Regions from separate parts of the Mus musculus genome. Here all the other regions are linked to region 1. A link is a loop called in an ENCODE intact Hi-C map of the cell type or tissue named here. Cell type or tissue: heart. All regions are shown on one strand. Region 1 has its middle 84 kb from the start of Tex29. Region 2 overlaps Arhgef7 (Rho guanine nucleotide exchange factor (GEF7)). Region 3 overlaps Arhgef7 (Rho guanine nucleotide exchange factor (GEF7)).

Region 1 (8,000 bases):
TTAAAAAGTAACAGCCAGACAGAAAATGACACGCCCCTGTCCTTGCCACCCACTCGCCACGACATGCATCAGCTTGGGCACATGGGTCCACCAAGGAACAGCCAGACCTCCAGTGCCACATGGAGAAGAAGCCACTCAGCCACTTCCTCCTCTCAAAGGAGAGAACATCACCTCAGACCCCAGGAGACCAGGACTGAGAGAGCATCCATTACCTCAAACCCCAGGAGACCAGGACCTCTATGTGTGCCCAAGTTACCTTGTCACTGTCTCCTGTGTCTGAGCCCCACTCAGTGCGCTGTGGGGAACATAAGCCTGGCATTCTTCTCCATGCAGGTGGATGGCAAGCCACCGTCCACAGAAGGGAGGCATAAGACAAAGGGCTCATATTCAGATCAGGCGCTTCTGTAGAAAGGCACGTTTGCCTGCTAACCACTGAACAAGCGCAGTAAGAACCCCAACCTTGGCGCCACTAGGACAGCACCTCTGCCAGCACATGTAGATGTGTGGGGTTCCCCACCCTAGGAGCAGTGCCTGGGGGATGGCTTTCACTATCCTCCCTCAGGCCTCATTTGTACCCAGTCTGAGGGAATGAAACCTTTGTCCCTCGCTGAGGACACCTTGAAGCTTTGGTTGAGCCTCTTGAGTCGCACGTAAGACCTTTCCTCCAGTTTCCTTTTGCTCCTCCTCCTCCTCACATCTTCATAACTGCACTTCACTGTCATGCTTGGAAAGGCTCATCTCCATTACTCCCCTCAGCCCTTCAAGCTGAGCGCTTCAATGGTTCCTTTCCACCAGTAATGAGCCCAACATTTGCAAACTCACTGAAAATATTATCATCTATACTAGACTTTCCAAGGGTCAAATCCCACCATTCTAACATGACAGCAAAAAGAGATTGTCTGGAGCAGTGTGTATGTGTGTGTGTGTGTGTGTGTGTGAGAGAGAGAGAGAGAGAGAGAGAGAGAGAGAGAGAGAGAGAGAGAGAGACAGAGACAGAGACAGACAGACAGACAGACAGATAGACAGACACAGACATAAAAAAGAGAAAATATGAATAAGAATGTGTGTGTGTGTGTGTGTGAGAGAGAGAGAGAGAGAGAGAGAGAGAGAGAGAGAGAGAGAGAGAATTGGTAGAATGCTTGTTTAACACACACACAAAATCAAGGATTCAGTTCCCAGAATCATATAAAACCAGAAATGGTGGTACATGCCAATATACCAGCACTTAGAAGATGAAAGCAGAAATATAAACAATTCAAGGTCATAGTGGGTTTGAGGCTAGCCTGGGCTACACACACACCATAATAGATAAAAGTATCCAGAAGCACTGGGACACTTTGAAATTGGGCAAGCAGCAGCACTGGGGACAGCTAGGAGAGAAGAACTTGGCCCGGTCTGCAGGTAGGTGACAGACACAAGGCTTGAAGTAGACAAAGGGAAAGTAGTTCAGACAGCTCCAAGGAGGAAGCAGGAGAGGGTACGCTGTGGGCAGCAGTGAACAGGCACAAACTATACAACTGGGAGCCCACTGTGTCCTCCTACACAACCTGCACACAGGGCTCTTGGAAGGGTCCCACCCCCACCCCCCCCAGAGCAACAGAGGAGATACACAGCCATTCAAGCAGGGTCCCCATCAGCAGACTGCAGTGATCTGGCAGGTGAGCCGGGCACAGTGCTACAGGAGCCCGGCAAACAGAACTGTTCAATGCAGAGAAGAAGACAAGAAAAGCCGCAGGAGGGGAAGGCCAAGAAGCAGATGAAGAGGACCGCACTGATGTGGCTGCTGAAAACTGAACCCCAGACATTTGGAAGAACAGCCAATGCTCTTAATTGCTAAGCCATCTCTCCATCCCCAACTTGCACGTTTTAAAGAAACAAATCTGGACGAGACACGGGCATATTGCAGGCAGGTCTCTAAAGATAAAGGAGGACAGAATGCTGGTCACATCCCTGTGGGGAGAACTGAGGCAGAAGGGAGAAGCACAAAGGTGGCTCACAAGAGCTAACCACTACAAAGCCCATCAGAGAAGCCTACCTCTGCTGACAGCTCTGATCTTACATTTAAACGAACTGTTTCCAACCACAAAACCAAGGAGAAATGAGTTTCTGAAATGAGCCCCGGCTGTTCACACATCTACATCTTGGAGCTATTCGATCAAGCTAGTTTGGGTCCATTTTTGACTCAAAACACATGAGCTGTTGGCACTCTATAAGGAAAAACAGTTTATTTTGACTCACAGTTAGAGACTGAGCAGTCAGTCCAAGCTTAGGTGAGGCTTCCATGCTACATCAAGACAAAGATGGCTTCCAATGGATAGCTGGCATGCTAAAAGCAGCAAGCAGTGGGCCAGAAGAGACCAACTTGTGACCTGACCTTTCTCCACAACAACTTCACTGTTCCAGCCACCCCAGGCCTGCAAGGACTACTGCCTTCCCGTGGATGGACATTAGCCCTGCCCACAACCTAGCCCTCTCCCTGTACGGCCCACTTCTCAACTCTCTCACCTGCTCTGCATTTTACGCAAGAGTCTAACTTCTAGCCTTGAACCTCTAGTGGACACAGCACACCCAAATGACATCAAAGACTCTTGCCAAATTCAGGTGTAGAAACACAATGCCAGGATAAGACATGGGAGTGATAGTTTGGAATTGTAATGTTTTTATAGCACCTGGAATATAATGACTGACTTGCTTCCTTCAGCAAGGGCTCTGTCACCCCAGAACTACCTCCTGTAAGGGTGCTGGCACCCAGACCTGTCCTTCAGAGCTGTGGCTTCCTTTGTTTCAGTGACCTTTGTCACAGAATTATAATTTTAGCCACAATTGAATTAAGGTTTCTAGGACATTGACTACAATATTAGCTCACGCCAGTCAAACGAGAGAAGACCCTAAGGCAGTGGCTCTCACCCTTCCTAATGCTGCAACCCTGAATGCTTCAGAAGAATTGGGGAAGACGGTAGAGATGTCTGTAGTACAGAAAATGCTGAGGATTCTGAACAAGACATGGCTCTCCTCACTCTTTTCCTGGGGCAGCAAAAGCTCAGAACATCACTGGACCACGCAGAGGTTCCCATGAGTCTGATAAGCCAAGAGCAAGACAGCATCAGATGTTGGCATTCATTAACTTTAAGCTCGCTGCCAAAACTCAGTAACTCAGGACAGAACCAAGCACATGTGCTTCTCTGTGAGGCACTACAGCCTTCTCAGGCTTGGCGCATTATAAAGCACAGGTGCATAGCAACATGAGGTAAACAAAGGACATTTTAAAGCCATGAAATTCCCACTTAAAAAAAAAAAACTGTGGCAATTTCCCAGTGGTTAAGCACACTTGATTTTGAAGAGGTTCCAAGCACCCACATGAAGGCTCTCAACCATCTGTGACTACAGTTGCAGGGGACATGATGCCCTCTTCTGGCCTCCATTGGGCTGCATACCCATGGTACACACACATGCAGGCAAAAAAATTTAAATGCATATTTTTTTTAAAAAATTCAACCCCACAAAAAATATGGGAAATGTGTGTTAGCTCCTTTTATGTCACTATGTCCAAGACACTGGATAGAAACTGCTTGAATAAGAAGCTGTATTTTGGCTCACGGTCTCAGGGAGATTGCAGTCAGTCACAGAGGTGGGAGCATCGGGGTGTGTGGGGGGGGGAAATCTCACAAAACGATGGACAGAGGCAGAGAGCAGACGGCCAGCATCCACAACTTTCAAAGGTCCGCCTTCCATCTGCTAGGTTTCTCCTAAGATTCACAGCAGCACCACAAGCGGGGAACAGGGGATTCAAAACACGAGCGTGTCAGCGTGCCAGAGTTATTCAGGCTCAAGCAAGGTCTTGATAGCAAGATGGTGCCAAACAGATCACAGTGTTAACCATGTAGAGACTGAATCAAGACAGCAGGGGGCGCTCTAGTTCGATCTCAGCTGGATCACAGGAAAAGGAAGCTCCTCCCACACTCTGAAAATCTACTCATGTAGGAGTTACAAACACTGAGAACCACGGGCTGGGGGTCCTTATGCAGAAGTATTCAGAGCACGTGTTCCCATCAGGTTTTTAAGAGGACGAGAACATGGCACGAACCTCCCTGCCAAGACACCAAGAGGCTGAGTGAAGAAACACAGCAGATGACCTGGGCCCCTTCCGTCTCCCTGCTCAAAGATCACGTGAGTCTCCATATTACCTACATGGCCTCTGAAGCCCCGTTCCTGGACCACGGAAGAGATACTCACTGCAAAAACAAAAACAAAAACAAAAACAAAAAACTACACCTCCCCTGCTGCCTGACTGCAAGCCCTGGGACCTGACTCTCTAGGGGTCCAGCTAGAGCACCCTAGGAAGAGGGAGACATCTAGACTCCGCTGCCAGATCACCTTCCTCGACATTTCAGACACACAGAGTTGAGGCTCTTGGGTGAGCCCATGTGTGGGGTGGCATGAGCCTGGAAGCTCTCTCTACTCCTGTTTGTCAGCGTGCAATGGTAGGGAATGGGGCCATTGGCACCAGCACAGTTCATTGATGCCACCTACGCCCATCAATGGTATGGCATGTACAGTTTCTCCTTCCCTAAAACTGGCCAGATGCTAAAATCTCTACTAGCTTTTCTGGCTCATTCCTTTGCTCTTACTACAATTGTCCCTGTGATGTGCACACACACACACACACACACACACACACACACACACACACACACACACGCCATCTTCTGGTGCCTTCAGCAGAGCATGGGCTTCCAGGAGGAACGTGTCCAAATGATGCTGTTCCCCGCAATAAAGAAGGTGATAGAGCTGCTCGGGGCGATGCTTCTGCACGCGTTGTTTGCTGTGAACTTACCACCTTCCATTTGCTTCCTCTCTATCTATCACTTTAGCTGTCAAACAAGCTAGGGCAAAGATTCTCTGGGGAGATAGAGCTGGGAGTGCCAAGGGGAGAAGCTGCGCCCTCTGAGGGTGCTGCCATCTTCTGGCTGGCACCTGCTCTTCCCACCTGCTCTGTCGCTGTGTTTACTGAAAGCTGCTGTGAGCAGCTGTAGGAAGCCCTGAGCTCCCTGAAGGAGTGTTTGACTTAGCACATGCATGCTCACTTTCCATGACTGAGACTCTCAGGAAGAGGGAAGTGGGAGCTAGAGGCAGGGTTGGAACATACAAAGGAGCCAGCCTTGTTCTGTCAGCTGTGGCCAGTGGTGCATAGCACCCGAGCTGGCTACCTTAGGTTTACCAGATGTGCTGTTGTCTAGGGCTGTCAGCATGAATCCATCATCCCCGGAGACCTTCCAGATAACTGTCTCCCACCAAGTGCCTTGGGGACCCCTGCTCTACATCCTTTCTGGGATAAGTAGGTCCCTGCTGGGTCCACATGCACCAGTGGGGGACAGGCTGAGAGAGGCCCCACATGTGTAGCCTTGATGATCCACAGACAGACAGAACTCCTGTGAAGAAGGGGTTAGCCAGGGAGGTAGAACAGTCCTTCACGCCTCAGTCTTGGAAATGCCAGCTGTGATTTTCTATAATGGTCTCTGTCTGGTGCGAAGAGTAACATTCTTAGTGAGAAGTGAAGACTACCTTTACCTGTGTGTGGGAGGACAAATGTTTAGATGCAGTTATGGACCACGAATGGCTTTGTCCTTTTACCCTGGAGGGCCCATGAAGTGACAGAACATATCCAACCAAGGCCAGACAGACCACTGTTACCACACACAGCCTATTATGTCCACAGGAACTGGCTACAAGCCCCAGAAGGTCAGACAGGTGGCCTGCTATGGTAGCATTCAATCCTGCTCCAAATGATAAGATCTGCCATCTGAGGAGCCTGTGACCTTCCAGTGCAGCATAAGTAAAGTTACTCACAGGGCGAGGATAAAGGCAAGCTTTCACACAATATGTGTACCCTCAATAAGCACACCACACACCAGTGACAGGATGGTGCTGCAGACCAAGCATGGTGACACTCCCTCAATCCTAGAACTCAGGAGGCAGGGGAATGAGAATTTGAGGCCAGCCTGGGTTTGATGCTATCTCAAAAAATAAAGGTAAAGGGGAAACAGGTGGAGAAAGACACTCAGCCTCTCCAGACCAAGGGAGAGCATGAATGTCACTCCCAACCAGGGACAGTGTGGGCGCACAGGCAGAGGCAGTTTGCCCCTCTCCTCTCAGTAGCACTTGTCATTGTCTGTGTGTCCCTATAACTTCAGGCAAAGAGAAGCCGACAGTTTAAAAAGTCCTAGCCAAGGCTAATCCAAACCGAATATCTGCTTGTGGACTGGAATGAGTTTGGGGCTTTTCTTATTTTTCTCATGCAAAAGCAAAGACACGTTTAAACGATTCTTCTTGAAATGTGAAAAAATAATCATGTTGAGAGAGAAAAAGACCAGCGACAGAGAGAATCCTCAGTGATATTCTCCCTCTCGTGCTGGGATAGAGCCTAGGACCTCCCAGACGCTCGCCAGCACTGCACCTCTTAGCCACGCCCCCAGCTAGCCAGCACTGCACCTCTTAGCCACGCCCCCAGCTAGCCAGCACTGCACCTCTTAGCCACGCCCCCAGCTAGCCAGCACTGCACCTCTTAGCCACGCCCCCAGCCCTTGGGTGATTTTTATTATTAAATTTTTCTACTTGTCTAATTTTAAAATGTACTACAATGAGCTCATAAAGAAAAACATATTGTTGGAATTAACAGAGTGATTTTTATCTGGGAATCAAAAGGATGTTAATGGGAAATGACCAGCATCTAGAAACCATACAAAGCCATGCCTGACAGAAGTGAGATGCTGCCTCCCTCTGGCAGAGACAGAAGGCCCCCCGCCACATCTTTGCAAAGACACAACACAATCCTCCGAGCCCTCAGCACTTGCAGCTCATCTGGATCAGATGGACTTGGCAGTCTCGGGTAGCTCTTCCCAGCTGGTCCAGCTCATTGTGCAAGAGCCTTCGAACCCTCTCACAGGCTTTCTCTAGCCCACATGGCATCCTAGGGAGCTGGGGTTTGGCTACATACATCTTCTCTTAAAGGCCACCACTGCCCAGCCATCCTCTCTTGCCACTGATTTTATCGATGAGTTAAGAGAGCCTAAAATCTGTTTATTTTTAAACCACTGTATGCCTCTTTCTAAACATCTGTTGTGGAGGGCTATTTGTCCAATGGTCTCACAGCCTGATTCATCACCTGCACCCACATGCCTTTCTTCCCAATGTGACAAGGAGACTGCTACCTAGTAATGTGCACTTGCACATGTGCATGAGTGTGCATACACACATGCACAACACGCACACACAGAAAGACAAATGCACGGCCTTGACATGCTCAGAGCCTTTGATCTAACCAGGGCTGTTCACACTTTGCCTTTCACTGTTCACACGGTGCCTTTTCACCCAAGAAACTTCTGTGCAACCCCAGATATGCAGGTGTATAAAAGAGGCACACAAGTCAAACAGTCCCTGAAAGTATGCCGTAAGAAACCTCAATTAGGACAGTTCCTTGGTATACATGTAATTTAGCCATTTATTGAAGATGAAAGCAAATTTGCATACTGATAGATTAATGTCTTTCTGTTTGCCCAACACAATCCAGCCCAAGGATAAACTGACTTGATGAGAATCGCAGGTTGAGGAACATCACTAGAAAATCGCTGCCTTTATTTCCCATAATTAAACATATGTTTATACAGAAGCAGAAGAGCGCAAACATGCAGCAATACTCACAGCATACGGTCGTCATGAACGTGACCTGAGCTGCTGCAGGCAGCATGGATGTCAGGGTGATGTCATGGCAGAACAAGTGTGTGTGTGTGTGTGTGTGTGTGTGTGTGTGTGTGTGTGTGTGTGTATGTGTGTGTGTATGTGTTGTGTATTCAGAACCCAGGCTGCAGTGAGGTCCCAGGATGCAACACAGGTGTGCAACACAGGTGACCAACACAGGTGAGCAACACAGGTGTGCAACACAGGTGTGCAACACAGGTGACCAACACAGGTGACCAACACAGGTGTGCAACACAGGTGACCAA
Region 2 (8,000 bases), 100 kb after region 1:
TCAAATGGGAGTCTTGTACTAAAATGGCTTTTCCCATTCACAGATAAAGAGCACAATATATAATTTCCCCAAGATCTTATACCACTATATACATATTATTGTGTTTTGGCAATCTTACGCCAAACACCGAGTTAGTGTAGCTTAATAAAGACTTCTGACGAGTATCAGTTAGACAGGAACACTGTTGGGCCACCTACAGAAGGCCCGAGATGGCTTGGACCTACCTTCTCCATCAGTCTGCATCTTCCGTTTAACACTCACTGCATACAGGGCTTTACAGAGCTGCAGAAATGTTAGGTGCTATCAGCATGACTACAGTTCCACAAATGTAGAAACGATGGCCCCTCCAACGCTGTGTCCCCTCTGCTACATGAGGACCATCTCCTGTGCCTGTGGCACTAACAAATTTCTAACCAGGTCACAAAACTAATGTCAGACATTCAAAACAAACGCAAAAAGGTTGAGCTGTTGTTCCACAGTGTGGGCCTCAACAGAAATTGTCACCCAAATGGCTCTTGACTGGGACAAATGAGCAAGGGCAAACTGTCAGAACCAGCTCAGCAGCGCCGACCACAGCGACAGCTCCTTGAGCCAGCAGTGCCACTCCAGTCGGTGTGATGAGAAAACCCGAGTACAGCAGCTGTGCCTCACTGTTGCAGCACACAGCTGAGGACAGGCAGCCCATACTGAGGCAACGACAACCACCATGTGGGGGGACAACAGAGCCGCCTCATCACTAAATACAGACGGTTTGTGTTTGTTTTGTTTTTCAAAATTCCCATTTGCTATTTGGCTGAATCCATACAACCTTATTCCTATTGGAAATTAATACTGGGTGCAAGTTTGAAAGGCTTGCTCCTTGACTTTCATATAAAAATACAAACTCTTCAGGGGCAAAGCTGCTGCACAGCTACTGGGGACAGACAGACAGACTCAGTGTGAGCAGCTGTGCTGCCCTGCAGCTCCAGGTCAACCCCCTTCATGCACAGCGTGTGTGCTCCTCTACTCGCAGCAGCAGGACCAGCTCCCAGGAGAGGGAGCAAAGGGGTCAAAATACTGTATCCACTAGCTTGGCAACAAGGACTAGGGGTCAGAGGTCATGGCCACCAGAGCTCCATGCCCTGAAGGATGGAAAGAACATTATTCCCTATGGACACTGTGGCACCGTTTCTAAAGCAGGTGTCCAAAAACACTTAAAAAACAACCCTAAGGTTACACTGTAACACCACAACACCCAGGCCTGTGCTGCCCCTGGAGGAGCTATCGGGTGGCTGTCCGCTCTGATACATTGTAACACCACCGTACCCAGGTCAGTGTAGTTTCTCGAGCAGCTAGCTGTGGCTGTCTGCTCTAACTGAGGCAGCCTCGCATTCAGTTCTTCTCAGGGCCAGTGCAAACCCCTTACAACAAACGCCAGGAGGGCTCGTCTCCCAGGTCACCCTGCGGGAACATGCTCAGACTTCCAGACTGTGCTGTGCTGAGTACAGGGCTTCGGGAAATAACTTCACTGCCACAAGGTGCTCATGGCTCTCACAGCATCCTGTGGCTGTGGGACAGCCAGGCTGCAGGCAAGCCAAGCACAGTCACACACCAATGGTACCTCCCACTAGTCATCACTGTGGTTCAGGGAAGTATGGTGCAGTGGTGAATGTCTAAGCCGTGTCGGTGAGAGTTCTCACCTCACAGCCGTGCCACACACAGGAAAAGGCACAGAGCAATGGGTGGACACAGATTCCAGACTCTGCTCTCAACACCCAGTGGCACCAGCCCTGGTGTGCATCAGCCCGGTGTTCTGCACTGTCACCAGAGCAGCTGTCAACTGATTCAGTGCTTCGGTCATAGACAATCCTCTCAATCTCTCCACAGCAACTTGGTCAAGTGCATTATATATTAAAAAAAAAAAAAAATTAGATCCCTGTGTGTAAGGCTAGTCTTCTCCGTTGTGGCACTTGGAGCAAACCTATGTGGCTGCATAAAATAGAAAAGTGTCCATACGGCTGTATCCAAAAGGAAGGGAAACAGTTGCTACATGGAGCTTGTAAGAAAAAGCTCCCTGTTGGGAAAAGCCCATCAGGTACTCACTGGACTTGCCACCTCCCTCCAACAGGCAGCAGTTTAAATTCAGTCTTAGATTGGCAATTAAGCCTCCACTAGGTACAATGGGAAATACCAAGACACTCTCCAGAGTTGTTAAAATATCACATAAGAGAGACAAGGAACAGCAAGAAACGTCTAAGAAAAGCAGGCTGCAGTACAAGCATTGTTAAGAAAGGCTCAGTGCGTTAGTTAGTTCTGGTGAGAGATATATGAGCAGCAGCTCTTACGGGATGCAGAACCCATTCTGTAACTATGGGCTGTCCATATACTGTCATACTCAGAGTCTTCCGAGAGGTCTGAGGGCTCCAAACGAGAAAGGCTACTGCGACGACCCAAGGAGTCTAGACTTGATTGGTCGTCATCAGCCAAGACGTGATTATGCATCAGGTCAGTGCCTTGCCATGCTAAGACGGATGAAGTGACAGGTGCGACAGGCAGAGGGGTGAGGAGGGACGGACAGGAGAGCCACAACCAAAACATGGAACAAAAGCAAAAGGTGATGGGAAGAGAAGGGAAAGAGAAAATATTGTTAAAAAAATGGCAACATGTCTGCTTCTCCTTACTTACTGCTGGGCTTTCCTAATGAACTTAAGCACCACCCTCAGAATAAACCCAATTCTTCCTAAGCCCAAAAGTCGCAGTCCTCCTTCAAATGGCTGCATCTAAAGATACCTGTATGTCCCAGCTAAAAAGGCTACACACATTCATTCATGCCCAAAACATGATTCTATATTCTTGGCAATTAACCAATTCTATTGACAATTTATTTAGGACAAAAATCTGTAGAAAGATATTAATTACGTGGCCTTAACGTTATCTCCTACTTTGTTTCACCTCTGCAGTTATTCCTCTGCCAAGACCATACACAAGCAGAAGGTGCCTAAACTTACCGTGCCGGTCTACAACCTGCCCCAGCCTCAAAGTCTACGTGTGAACAAAGGGAAAGAGTGGTCCCTGGCTGCCCAGCCCAAATAAGCCCTGGCAGAGTGTGTTCCTATGTCACTTCCCCTGATGTGGAACCTTTACTATCAGAAAGGTGAGTACAGACTGGCAATGCCACCACGTGGAAAGGGAGTTGACAGGAGCAGGGGCAAGGGAACGGGGCAGAAGGAACCGCATGCGTGGTTAGCAATGTGAGCGTGAGCTGGCCAGCAGCTAGGTGGGCATGCAAGGCTGTATGGGGCTCCTGTGGGGAGAAACCACAGGGAAGCCTCGGCAACCAAAGCGGCTGTGCTCCAAGTCTGAAGGCCATTCCTTCTTTGAGACAGAAAGCAACGTCAACTGTGCTTAGCTTGCAAAGTCCTGCTAGCATCCACACATGTAGTGAACAGAGAGAAGCTTGAGGTAACGATATATTAGCATTCTCAAAACGTTCTGCTAGGCATTTAATGTGGAAATGTGCTCCCTAGGAGCCCGTTCCCAAATGCGCTCACCAACCGTATCACCTGTGCAGCACAAACTGTGCATCTATCCCATTTCTCAGAGAGCTAAGAGGAAGCCACGTATGGCTGTAAGCTGAGGCCCCAGGATGCTGGCTGGGAAACAGAACATCAACTGAGTGCACCAGTCGGCACACTGACCATGCTTTCTGCGTGGAAGGAATGGAGTCCGGAGCAGTGCAACAAAGGCTCTGCACAAACCACAGGCTGCCCTCCTCAGGCAGCCGCAGCTCACCCCAGGCACAGTTCCTCACCCAGAGGGAAGTATGGACTGTCACATGCGGGAGTTCACAGAGCAGCCAAGGTCACCTGGGACTATAAGCTGGGGACTCTCATTTCCCTTTAAGCACTTGAAGTGAGGTGACTAATTAAAACCACACATCTAAAATCTATGAAAGTGCTGGCTATGGTTACAACCTATCAGAATACATCACGTTTAATCATCAAAATTACATTCATGAGTCACTCTTCAGCATCACAATTATATATCCCACAGCTTGCTAGGGTGCCCAGGCTTCCTTCCCCACGTCTCTCCTACTCCTCTCAGCAGCTATAACCGGTTTTCCCTTAGAGATGGTAAGGACAAAAAGAGACCTCACTGAACCTCAGCAAGACCTTGACACCATGAGCAGAAGGCAGTGCAAAGCTGCAAGTGGAAGAGGAGGCCCCTCTCTGCCTGTAAACGCTACCGGGGCTGCGCCTGCCAAACCTGCTGGCTAAGCTGCAGGCTCCTCAATCAAAGCTCAAATGGCTGAAAAGTCCCTCCCACTTCTCCTGTCCGATTGGCAAGGTGTGATCTGAGCCGCCACACTGAAGGTGCTGTTAAAATGTGGAGGTGTCTTTCCAAAAACTGGGGTGGAGAAGGGAACAAGGTAGAAGATCCAACGGCAACCAGTTTCTATGCCAACCAGCCAGCTCCAAAACAAACAGAGGGAGGACCGCAGGCCCCTGCCTGCAGGTCAAAGGCAGAGGCCTCTGAGTCAGGCAGTGCTCCTGGATGCTACCACCATGCAGACTCTCACCTGTGAGGAGTTTAGAGAAACTACCTGGTGTCCACCAAAGAAACTACCATTGTTTATTAACAAATACTAAAAACAAAATAAAATTTAAAGGTGATAGAAAGATGGCTCTAGATTTGAATTTTAGATAATTTTTAAAAGGAGAAAAAAAAAAAAAAACCCCAGTAACACCAAAAAAAGGAGCAAAATTTAAGAAACTTCCACTGCCTTCTGCATGCAGCTGCACAGTCCAAGTTTCCTGAAGGATGCTGGCCCTCACACTGGATGCTCCCTAGAACACAGTACTGTGGGACACTGCTACACTACTTGCTAAGCGCCTGAAACCTCCCTCTCAAGAGCAGCTAGTCCGTGCAGCAATTGCTTGTAATCTGTGCCCACACGGGGTGAACTGCGACACTCACTTGAGTTCAGGGTCTGGCGCGTCTTTGCACTTGTGCAATAAGCTTCGATAACCTTCAGGATCTGAGCGTCTTCTTCCAGCGCCGCTGTGCCTGTTGAAATACATGAGCCATCACCACTCAGCACACAGCCCAGAGCTACACAGCGCAGTTCAGATGCCACCCGTCACTTTCTTGTGAGCTAACATTTAGGCTCTCTAAATAGTTATAAATAGCTACACTTAAGAGAGTATAAGGTTTGAAATTCTCATCACAGCTCTGTAAAGTCCTATGTCCCTCAGTCTCTCCACTCACACACACCAGACAGACAGCACAAGACTGGAATATGTGGCCTACAGGAGACAGGAGTAGCCAAAAGACCTCAAGTCTCATGAGAACAGGAAGTGAGACTCAGAGCTAAGCACCCCAAGTGTCATCGGCTGGGCCTTGACACAGTGTGGGTAGGAGAGCTGCAGAGCCATAACGTGAAACTTCTGGAAAGGCACCAGATCACAGGCCTTAAAGGGGCACTGTCTCTGACCCTAGAATTCTTAGACACTAATGTAACAAATTTACCATGCCAAGAACAGAAGTGCTGCAAAGCTCTGCCTTAAATATAGCCTAGCCACCTGGGTACAGGTTTCATCTCCAGGCAGAGGCCAGAAGGAGCTGTCAGGCAGTGGGACCAATCACAGCCCCTTAGCCCGTGCTCAGAAAAGGGTGGCATGTGGAAGAAAGCTACTTGTTTTTTTATATTTTTCTCTCTGGTTCTAAGTTACTTAGCTGTATTTTTTCTTTTCTTTTTTAAGTTCACTACTCTCCAACCATGGGAGACCAGAAGGCTGATACTCTCACAGCTGTAAATAACTATGCCTCCGTAACTTTTATAGGTTTGTTTATTTCACACAAGGCCACACTGTGTAGCCTTGATATTTCTAGAACTTGCTATGTGGCCAGGCTGGCCTCTTATCTTACGGAGATGTCTGCCTCATTCTCTGGAGTGCTAGGACTAAAGGCATGCACCACCATGTCCAGTTCTCAGCAATATTTTCAGAAAGTAAAATGTATATAAGGCAAACCAAGTATTTACTTCAAGACAGAGGACGGCAGTCCTGAGAGCACCCAGCTCACCACCTGCAACAAGTCATGAGGCCAGCTCCCGCAGCTCCTGGCCTCTTCAGAGGCTGCAGGAGACTACAGGAAAGGTTTCATTCCCTCTGGGCAGCAGCAGATCCTTCCCTCAGGGTGCTGGCTGGCTGCTGTCACCAGCTGCTCTGCTCACGCCTGGGTGAGCACATGCATTCCACACAGGGGCAGAGAGCCACTGAAGCCAGCAGCAAACTGCAGGCTCGCTGTGTCCACAGCTATGCCAGTCGCTCTCCTCACAGCTGCAGATGTGGACTACCCATGGACACAGAGCGTCCTAGCCTTCCAAGCTAACCAGTACATTCCAGAAGCTTGAGAGGTGAGTAAGGCTTGCTGAGCATCTGTCTGGCTCACATGTTGAGTGGGGATCAGCAACACAACCCTTCTCTTCAACCCTTGTCCTTGGTCTGCCATATCCTCTCATCCCTAACCCGCTGGGTCTTCTGGGTAAGGATGCAATACTAGACTGCCTCTCTTGTGAGCTGAGCACACACAGCTTTCGCATCACAACCACAGCTCTACTACCACTCACCCTGCCTCCAGGCTATGTCTCCCTAATGCAGGCCCACCCTGCACCAATCAGACAGCTGAGACCCCCTCAGCAAGTGCCCACCCGTGCCCAGGAGGGGGTGCTGCTGCTGTCAGTGCTAACCCTGAGCAGGTGAGCAGGCTGCTGCACAGCACCCCTTCTCAGCAACAGCACCAGTGATCCAGGCACAAGCGAGATGCTTTTACACAGATGCCTGGCTCCCGGGGAGATCCACCCAAGGACCAGTGCTGCAGACTTGGTCTCACAGCTGGGCACAACACAGCATGAAATGTCTGCCAGGACTGAAGGTCTGACTAACATTCGGGTCCCAGCACCCATCGTGTCAGTCACGTGGAAGATACATGGTAAATGCTTATTCAATCGGGCCACCAGGCACTCCTAAGCCCAGCCTTCACTTCTCCTAACAGACAAGCCCTGTGTGAATGAGAGGAATCTGGGTCTAATTCAAATTATAGATCTGCTGGGTGGAGGAAAGGCACCAGGAAACCACAACCCCTCGGAGAGGTGGGCTGGAGTGAGGCTGGAGGAGCAGCCGATGCAGAGACTGCCCTCTCCACTCAGCCAGCTGCTTGTGGAGGTGCGGGCCCTGCTTCCCCTGCACTCCCGCAGCCCACGACGTGCCATGCTCCCACACATGGGCACTCACTCTTGCGCACAGCGAACTCCTCGTCCGAAGGCTTCCGCTCGGGCTTGCGCTTCGGCAGCAGCTTTTTCATGGTCTTGGGGCTCTTACTGAGATCCTAGGGAAACACCGATAATAAACATACTAACAGACTGTATGACACCAGCCGGCCACCACCAAGCACCTCTCACCCCCATCACCAGTTTGTCCATGTTTCTCTGCCAATGCCAACATAAACACAGGCCAAGAGCCAAGAGGACGTTCCATCTTCCCTCACCTACAGGCCTCAGCTCTGACGAAAACCCCTTTGTTAACAAACCCAGACCCCACAGTGTACATGGCAGTAAGGCGTGTGCCGAGCAAAGGAAGGACAGACCGACTCACATGCTCCACAGAGTCAGGACAGGGCTGTCCATTCTAGGGTAGAGAGGGAAGGGAAACAGCAAAGTACAAAATCCCAAAGTTAAAGCAGAGGGGGCAGGCAGGGAACCCATGGCTAAGCACAGACTCCTAGAGACGGGACTTGCTGGCTACTCTGTGAGGCCCATATCCCAGCTCCCAGCAAAGTAGAAATGGATGGTGGCCAGCCACCATCTCAGCCTCTTTCCTTTAAGGTAAAACTGGAGTATGACACAGAACGCTGGATGCAGTAGGCGCAGGCACCTGCCTCCCTCCCCGCAGCTGCTGTTACAAAGGGGCGAGCGAGGCACTTCTATGGCAGAGCAGACTTCATAGCTATCTCTTCCATGG
Region 3 (8,000 bases), 170 kb after region 1:
TAAGAAACTAGGTTGTGAAGCAAATGTTATGCGGACAGTTAGTATCTTAATCTCTAATGAACTGAAAGACCAAATGTACAAGCCAAAAATGTCCAAGAACGAGGAAGGGCAAAATACATTTCTGTTCTGAATCACCGAGACCTTTGGACAGTTAATACTTTAATTAGTGTTTTTAACTAAAGCAGAAATGGTGTTGATATTATTGTCTGGTGTGTGAGACGACAAGAGGGAAGATTGCAGCCCTGGGTCATAATCTCTTCCCGGTCCCACACGTGTATCAAAGCCAGAATTGGCTGGAATAAAGAGAGTGTGGTTTGCGTCATTTGACAGACTCCCAGAAACCATCTTAGCAACCGTGAGAAATCACATCCGAGTCTTATTTTCCTTCCCAGAGCAGAGATACTGTACTGGAAGCAACACTAGTGCTTCAGCAGGAGAGCCGTGGTGCCATGCTGCTCTGTCAGTCCCTCTTGCTTATAACCTAGTTCTCTCTTGCCTTGGAAGGCCAGTACCATCTGGGCAGAGGACTCTGCCAGGAACGGTCAAGCCAACATGGCTCCCACTTCATAATTTCAACTTAGACTTTAGAAAATGACCTGAAATACAGCCATTTATAATAGTGCTAAATTCCAACTTTTCAAAATTCATGATAGAAAGTGTACATTATAACATTTGCAAATATGTAATATACAACTAAACACTCTTAGAACAATGGATGTTTCTCTGATGAACAACTAAATCAAAGTTCACTGCTGCATTTCCTATCTTTGCTGCTAACATCCCTGATACTGTCTGTCATGACATGGGCCAACCTTCGTAAGACGCCACTGAAACTGGATTCATGTGGCCTTAATTTAAGGGGTTTTGTTTTACTACTATTGCATGTTTATAGTGCCTTGCCTGCATGTAAGTCTATGAACCAGGTGTGCATGCCTGCAAAGGCCAGAATCGACACTGGATCTGGAACTGGAGTTAGAGACGCTTGTGAGTCACCATGTAGGTGCCAGCACTTGAACCAGGCTCCTCCGGAGAGCAGGGAGTACTTTTAACTACTGAGCCATCTCTCTAACACCAATTTTAGATACTGAATAAAGCTAGTACAAGCGTCATGGGAGTGACAAGAAAAACCAGTTTTTTTCTAGGAAGGCAGCCTCTGCTCTGGATAGCTGCAGTTCACTAGTCAATCATTCAAGTGCTTAATTATCATTACTGGGTAAGAAAATCTTGACAGTTAATATACTGTGACTATCAACAAATATATCTAATATAATTTGAGGACAGAACAACAGCAAGTAAGAAAAAAATTCTCCATCTCTGCAGCTATTCCACCTGAGGAGCTGCAGACAGACAAAGGACTCCGTGACTTGTCTCTCGGTCACTGAGGTACTTCTGGTTGCAAACGTCAAGCGCATCACCACTGCCAACAGCACCACCACCGTCACAGTTCTGGTTGGTTTTTAGATACAAATGGAAAGACACTGATGTTCTTGTGTCCAGTTTCTGCACAAATCAGAAAAGAGAAGTGCATGTGTGTGTGTATGTATGTGTGAGCATGTTGACGTATGCAAGTTCACATACACACATGTACACACGAGGGCACTCATGCATGTGAAGCCTGCCAGATTGGCTCTACTCTCTAGGTGGCAAGGCCCAGGGAACCCTGCAATCTCTGAGCCACATCAGTAAGATCCTGTGCACCTCGCTTGGCTTTTTCTCTGGACCTCACACTTACGCAGCAAGCACTTTACTGAATAAACCATCTCCCTGGCGCCTACTCCAAATATTTTAAGGACAGCAGTTGGTGGAAAAATAAGCTGTAAAAAGAAAATAAAGAGGCCAGCAAGATGGCTCAGCAGGTAAAGGCCACTGCCATTAGGGCTAAAAAACTTCATCCCTGGAACTCACCAGGTCAAGGAGACACCATCAGTTTCTCTGACCTCTGAGCTAGTGCTGTGGCACACTGGCGCACACACATGAACGGGCAATAGAAGCTTAAAAATGACTGATACGGCCGGGTGTGGTGGCACGTGCCTTTAATCCCAGCACTTGGGAGGCAGAAGCAGGTGAATTTCTGAGTTCGAGGCCAGCCTGGTCTACAGAGTGAGTTCCAGGACAGCCAGACCTACACAGAGAAACCCTGTCTCCAAAAACCAAAAAAAAAAAAAAAAAAAGACCAATACTGTGATGGTACATTTTTTTCTTTAAAGAAATCATTAGGAGCTAAAGTAGAGTAAGCTACTAGACAGTCTTTCTTACTAACACAATTCAGTCTGAAACAATGCCCTGGGAAAAGCCCCTTGGTATTAAATACTAAAAACAAAAGCTACGTTGGAATTTAGGTTGTTTTGTTTCCCATTTAATATTAAAATGTTCTCAGTCTCCCATCTTTTGAGAATTGGTTGGATATTAAATGTGTCAGTCCTAGTATTGCTCAAAGGTCCAAGGCTCTGCCCTCGGGGCTTCTGGCTGCAGAAGATTAGGTCTTTCCCTGAATAGGCCTCTCCCCTCACACAGTTACAGACTAAGATGAGTTAAAGCCATTCCTTTCTATAGGAAATTCCTAAAACGTGATGGCTAAACAAACTGGAGATTTAAGTATGGTATACCTTGAGAAAAATATTATATTTTCCTCTACCATATTTTTAAGTAACTGGAAGAGATATTTACTCTTTAAAATCAACACACACAAAAAAAGACACAAATGGTCTTTTTTTTCCCTCCAAGAGGAAACCTATTTGCTATCACAAGTGCAACTTCAGACTCATCCTCTCAGTAACCAATCCTTAGCCAGGATTTGCTTGTGTTCAGGGCTGCTCTAAGTGCCTGGGACAGGCCCATGTTGGGCTCTGACAGCATCTCTGGACAAACTCAGAGCCATAAACATCACTGCTATATGAAACAGCAACAGCCTCTGCAACTTTTACAAAGCTGGAAAGAAGGGGCGACTTTCACGTTTCTTTAAAGCAATTTCTTATTATAACAGTTTACACTGGTTATGTTAATGTGTAGGGTGAGTCTGAAAAAATACTGTAACATAAACAAAACCCAGGCATATGAGGATAGAACCCTACGACAAAGGTCAGACAAAGTAAATCTCCAGTCTCTAAAACGGCAAGGCTGGTGCCACCAAGAGAAGCCAAATACCTGATTTTTAAAGAGCTGTGAGGCTTTCTGAAATCGCCCAACCACAATCCAATTATCTGCAGCAATTTCCTCAAAGACATCAAATAAATTAACAAAAAGGACGGTAACACTTGAATCACTATAAACCACTGTCTGTCCAATTTCAATTAAATACACTTTCCAAACGTGACTGGATGACTTCTACACTTCATCTCAAGAAACACGCAGTCAAAGACTGTCCTACCAGGTAAGGAAAACCGCACTGGGTCACCACAGGACTGGAGTGTGTGTGATTTTACCAACCCTTCACGGGGTGAAATTGCAAACCTCAGAAGCGACAGCAAAGCTTATCTACCTGAAAGTCCCCAAAAAGCAAAGCCACTTTTCTACATCTACAACAATGCCCCACGAATAACAAAAGCAAGGAAACAGCGACATCCCTGGGGAACTGACACAGAAGGACCACAAAGGGTGTTCATCAAGCACCATGGAAAAGACAATCCCGCGGAGGTGTCCCCAGAAGCAGGTTTTACAAACCCCAGACTCAGGCTCGGGAGTTTTCTAACGTAAGCAATTATGGATGGAGGATCCAGCCACGCCGCCGAATTTCGGGCCTGCAGAAGCAGCATATGAGGATGTGAGACCAAGAGGGGTTTGGCCCTCTACACTGCAGCTAGGACCTTGCCTGACCACCTGCTGAGGGCTGGGTCAGACCTGGATGTGATGCTAGGGATTCCCAAAGGGCGGTTTTCAGGATTGGACAGATGTCCCCCGAGCAACAGGGACTACCAACGTGCCACCTGCACAGGAGCTTGAGAACCAGTGGTTCGCGTGGAACCAGAACAAGGCGTGGGGTCCACGCGCCAGCCGAGGGGACGTCGAGAGGCTTCTTCCCGGTACAGGTAGCCCCGCTCCACGGAGCCGGCGGTGAGGAGCGGTCGCTCGGGACAGCGTCAGCTCACGCGACCCCGATCCGACCCCCGACCACCCTCCATCCCGGCCCTACCTCCCCGGAGCCCGACCCGACCTCCCCCGCCCCCGCCCGCCCGGCCTGCCCAGCCCGGCCCGGCCCCGCGCTCACCCACCTCTAGGCGCAGGGACGCCCCGCAGGCGCGCAGGAACTCGCGGATGTTGCTCAGGCACTCGCTCTCGTTCCGCGGCTCCGGGTAGACCTGCAACACACAGCGGCGCTGAGCGGGCTGGACGCTTCATCCGCTCCCCTTCCTAGGGGCTGCACCAATCTCCGCCCCTGCCCGCACCCGGAAGCGCGCCCGGGACCGGAAGTGACGGCGTCAAACCGCGCCCCCGCTGCCCCTTCCCGCGGCTGCTGCGTCTTGGGCTGCGGCAGTCTACTCCCCAGCCCCGCTTCACCCCGGTCTGCGCTCTCCTCCTTCCCCTCCCGGCTCCCCTCACCACGCGCTCCGTCTCCTTCGGGCCCTGCTCCGGTATCGTGCGCACCCGCCTCCTCCATAGCCGGCGTCCCTCCAAAGGCACTCCACTTCCTGGCCTTGCTCAGGCCCTGCCTCCTACAGACCTCCGCTCCAGCCCCACGCCCACCCCTCCAGGCCCTGCTCGGGGCTCCCATCCCCGCCTCCTGACCGGCATTCTGCTGGCAGCACCTCACGAATGCACAGAACTCTGCCTCTGCAGCACGAACAGCCCCAAAGAGATTCGAGAGAACTTCCCTTCTTTCTCACCTAGGTTCCTGCAAAGTGCACTTACAATAGCTTAATGAACAGCATAAATTCTGCGGGTCGTCATGAAAAATGCCCTGATTCCTATTCCCAAACACAGCCCATGTGCTTTGTGATTGATTAACCAGAGTCGCCGGCCACTGTGGCTAAGGCTTCAGAGAAGGCTCCTGTTGCTAGCCTTCACCATGAGCAGCGAGGGAAGGTCTGACCTACCACCCAATGCAGTCCGTGAGGCATCCTGCTACACTTGCCACATGTTACGATATGCACCCGACCGTACCAGACACTAAGAGAAACAGGAGCAGAATCTGAGGCTGGGACAATGTAAGGAAGACCCTGATACATCAGGAAAGATTTTTATTTCATTCTTAAGCTTCTTTGGGGCATGAGTTATAGTGCTGTTGACTGTGAGTGAACAGTACAATATATCCACAAGAAAAAAGATTTATCTAGACCAGGCTGCTCCGGAAAATTGCTAGGGCAACACTGAATGCCCCATAAAGCTGTGGAGAAGATGGAAAAGCAGCAAAATGTAGATTTATGAGATGACCAGTTTAAAAAAAAAAAGGATTAGACAGCATTTCGAGTCTGAAACATGCAGTTTCCTCAGCTGGTCATTAAAAGACTGATACATCATGAACGTATCAACTTACAGTTCAGAGTGGCTGTACGGATAAAGAGTTTAGGAAAGACTTTGTTCTCTATAGCTAGGGCTGTGCTAAAGAACAGGTTTCCAGTGCTGCTGAGACAGCGTGTTTTCCATGAATGTCGGAAAACAAAACTGCCTTATGAAAACAGCTTCTCAGACTCCTGAGCAAAGGCTTCCGAGACCGTGCAACCTTGCTATTGTGTGCCAATACCAAGGGCAAATTTTAAATATAAGCTGCCCCTAATGGGATTAAAAAAAAAAAACAAACCCCAGGTCCACTTAGGACCAAAAACTTCAACTGCATGCCAGTCACAGGAGATGACAATACATGTATGGATGGCATCCAGAATGCTCTGGGATTGATCCACAACTGCTTCATCCCAGTCCATAAACACTTCCAGGACAAAACCTTACTTTCTGGGTGTTATTAATTTAATGTACCTGTTCCACTCTCATTCAACCCCCTTAGGGCACAGTACAAGCTTTTAAGGCACACTGCCTAGACAAACTGTTTAGTAAAGCTTTTAACACTCAAAGGCCAGCAAGGAAACTACCATGTGAGACTATTGGAAACCCATCCCATGTGCAATGTCAGCTATGTTGGCACAACCTCAGGCGGCAGCAAGCTGGCTATCAGCAGTAACTATCAGAAAGGGTTTGGCCAAGTTGCCTTAACGACTCTGAAAGTATGACAGAAAATATAAGTAATAACATCAAAACCATAATGACTACTGCACAGCAAATGAGTGGAGAGTGGAAACAAGAAGGAAAACTAGAGGAAATTTGGCCTGGAAGGGCAGTAGAAACCACTGACCAAGTCCTAGAAATGATCGAACATGGCACTGGAATAAATACTGTCAGCAAGACAACACAAAGTATCCCCACAGCAGCTAAAATAACAATCCAAGTCTGCCTTGGGGGGAAAAAATCCTAAGACAGGAAGACTGGGAGCTCATACTTGAATGCAGCCTTGCTTCCACTGCGTTTGTCCCTTGAGTCAAAGACTGGAGGTGACAAGCCAAACAGACGAGACTAAGCAATGCTTCAAGCTTTAAGCCACTTTAAGTCTATTTAAAAAAAAAAAAAAAAAAAAAAAAAAAAAGCCAGTCTTCTAAGGGACAGCCATCTTTACCCACATCTTCCCCTTCTACCGAACTAATTCCAGTCTCCCCAAGGTCAGAGTTCAAAGTACATTCAACTTGCAGCTAGCGCCCCCTACGGGGCAATTTTAACATTTTCATGAAGCCAACCATGTGACCTTTGCAGAGTACTTTTCTTAAGACTTTTTTTTGCATTCCTACTATATACAGCGCCCAGTATGTGTGTGTGGGCTGCAATTACTGTCTGATTATGAACATTCTGTATATGTGCATATGTGATAAACCACTACAGCCATGGTAGATTACACAGTACTGTACTTGAGATGATGGCTTATTGTAAGTAAATACATAACATTTATAGCATACATTCTCCAAAAATGCCCATAAAATAAGGTCATGTATTCACTCGTTGGCAGAATTTTGTGACCAGCCATGTGCACACATGCTCACATCTACAAGTACATGCAAAATAAAAATATGACCAGGGTCTTTTGGTTTCCTAGCCCTGTATTTCCCCCAAGGACAATGTTGCAGTTCAGCATTCGAGATAACTTCAGAGAAGGTAAACACTACAAATAATTAGACTCATCTCTTCATCTCTACATTTGATTATGAAACCACAGGCTAATTGTTATTTTCTTTTCTTGTATGATGAGTATATAAAATAATGGAAGCAGCATACATTGATTTTGATAATTGTTAACTATAAAAAGCAAAACACCTTGAGGATTTACATATTAGTGAGAAATGTGGTTTTTAAATTACACATACCTGTGTGGGGCATGCGTGCCATGGTGTGTGTGGAGTCCAAAGGAAAAGTGTAGCAGTCAGTTCTCTTCTCTCACCCATGTGGGTCCCAGGAATCAAACTCAGGTCTCAGACTTGGTGGCAGACCCAGATTGGTTTTCATCTGTGGATTTTACCACTTTGCTAGAATGAAGTGTTGTCCACCACCAACTCTTCCTGACTGTTCTCTCCATGTGTGTGCTGAGTGGCCATCCATAAAGACGAGCATGTGGGAATGGGAGCTTTGTAATGGGACTTATTCTTTGACACCTAATGAGTGACAAAAGCCAAACTCCAGATGTGGCCTATTACCCATTCAGAGATTTTAAATGTTAATAGCTTCACTAGAGCCTCCTATAATGTCTATGAAAGCAAGGAATTAGAAAACCCAGAGTCACAGAGTCCCTGCTATTGGGGTCACTGAACCCAAAGTCACAGAGTCCCTGCCACTGGGGTCACTGAACCCAGAGTCACAGAGTCTCTGCCATTAGGGTCACTGAAGTCTTAACACCCTGGGTGTTTCATTTCATTTTTGTTTTCTTTTTTATAAAGCATGTTTGTGATTGTCCTTTAAGTGACAAGAAAAGAATTTCATCTTTTTGCAGTACATCTGAGGAAGACAAGAAATGGGTGACAGTCTGCCTTTTT

Evidence for each region. Hi-C counts contacts between places; a loop is a spot of excess contacts. Peaks named below come from ENCODE experiments on the same cell type or tissue, not always from the same donor. Only the 100,000 strongest peaks of a DNase experiment are listed, where the experiment ranks them.
Region 2: a loop joins it to region 1, with 4 times the contacts of the local background. A loop is called at or near these places in 6 of 42 quality-filtered maps.
Region 3: it touches region 1 in a loop (8-fold over the local background); 18 of 42 quality-filtered maps call a loop at or near these places.

What each region holds. Positions count from the first base shown.
Region 1 is chr8:11,920,281-11,928,280 of GRCm38, reverse strand. No RefSeq gene overlaps it. Among named protein-coding and RNA genes, the nearest start is that of Tex29, 84 kb to the right of the region's middle. In heart, CTCF peaks have their summits at 3,905 (motif pointing right) and 4,969 (motif pointing left); a DNase peak (open chromatin) is centred at 3,890; H3K27me3 peaks cover 744 bases.
Region 2 is chr8:11,819,006-11,827,005 of GRCm38, reverse strand. Arhgef7 (Rho guanine nucleotide exchange factor (GEF7)) reads right to left here. Exons shown (of 22, transcript NM_001372321.1): 17 at 7,275-7,368; 18 at 4,957-5,046; 19 at 2,325-2,501. Among named protein-coding and RNA genes, the nearest start is that of Tex29, 18 kb to the left of the region's middle. In heart, a CTCF peak has its summit at 3,745 (motif pointing left); DNase peaks (open chromatin) are centred at 4,265, 4,995 and 6,205; H3K27ac peaks cover 3,830 bases.
Region 3 is chr8:11,754,726-11,762,725 of GRCm38, reverse strand. It overlaps Arhgef7 (Rho guanine nucleotide exchange factor (GEF7)), which reads right to left. Exons shown (of 22, transcript NM_001372321.1): 2 at 4,209-4,295. Among named protein-coding and RNA genes, the nearest start is that of Arhgef7, 31 kb to the right of the region's middle. In heart, CTCF peaks have their summits at 3,564 and 6,681 (motif pointing left); DNase peaks (open chromatin) are centred at 3,765 and 4,395; H3K4me3 peaks cover 2,070 bases; H3K27ac peaks cover 1,724 bases.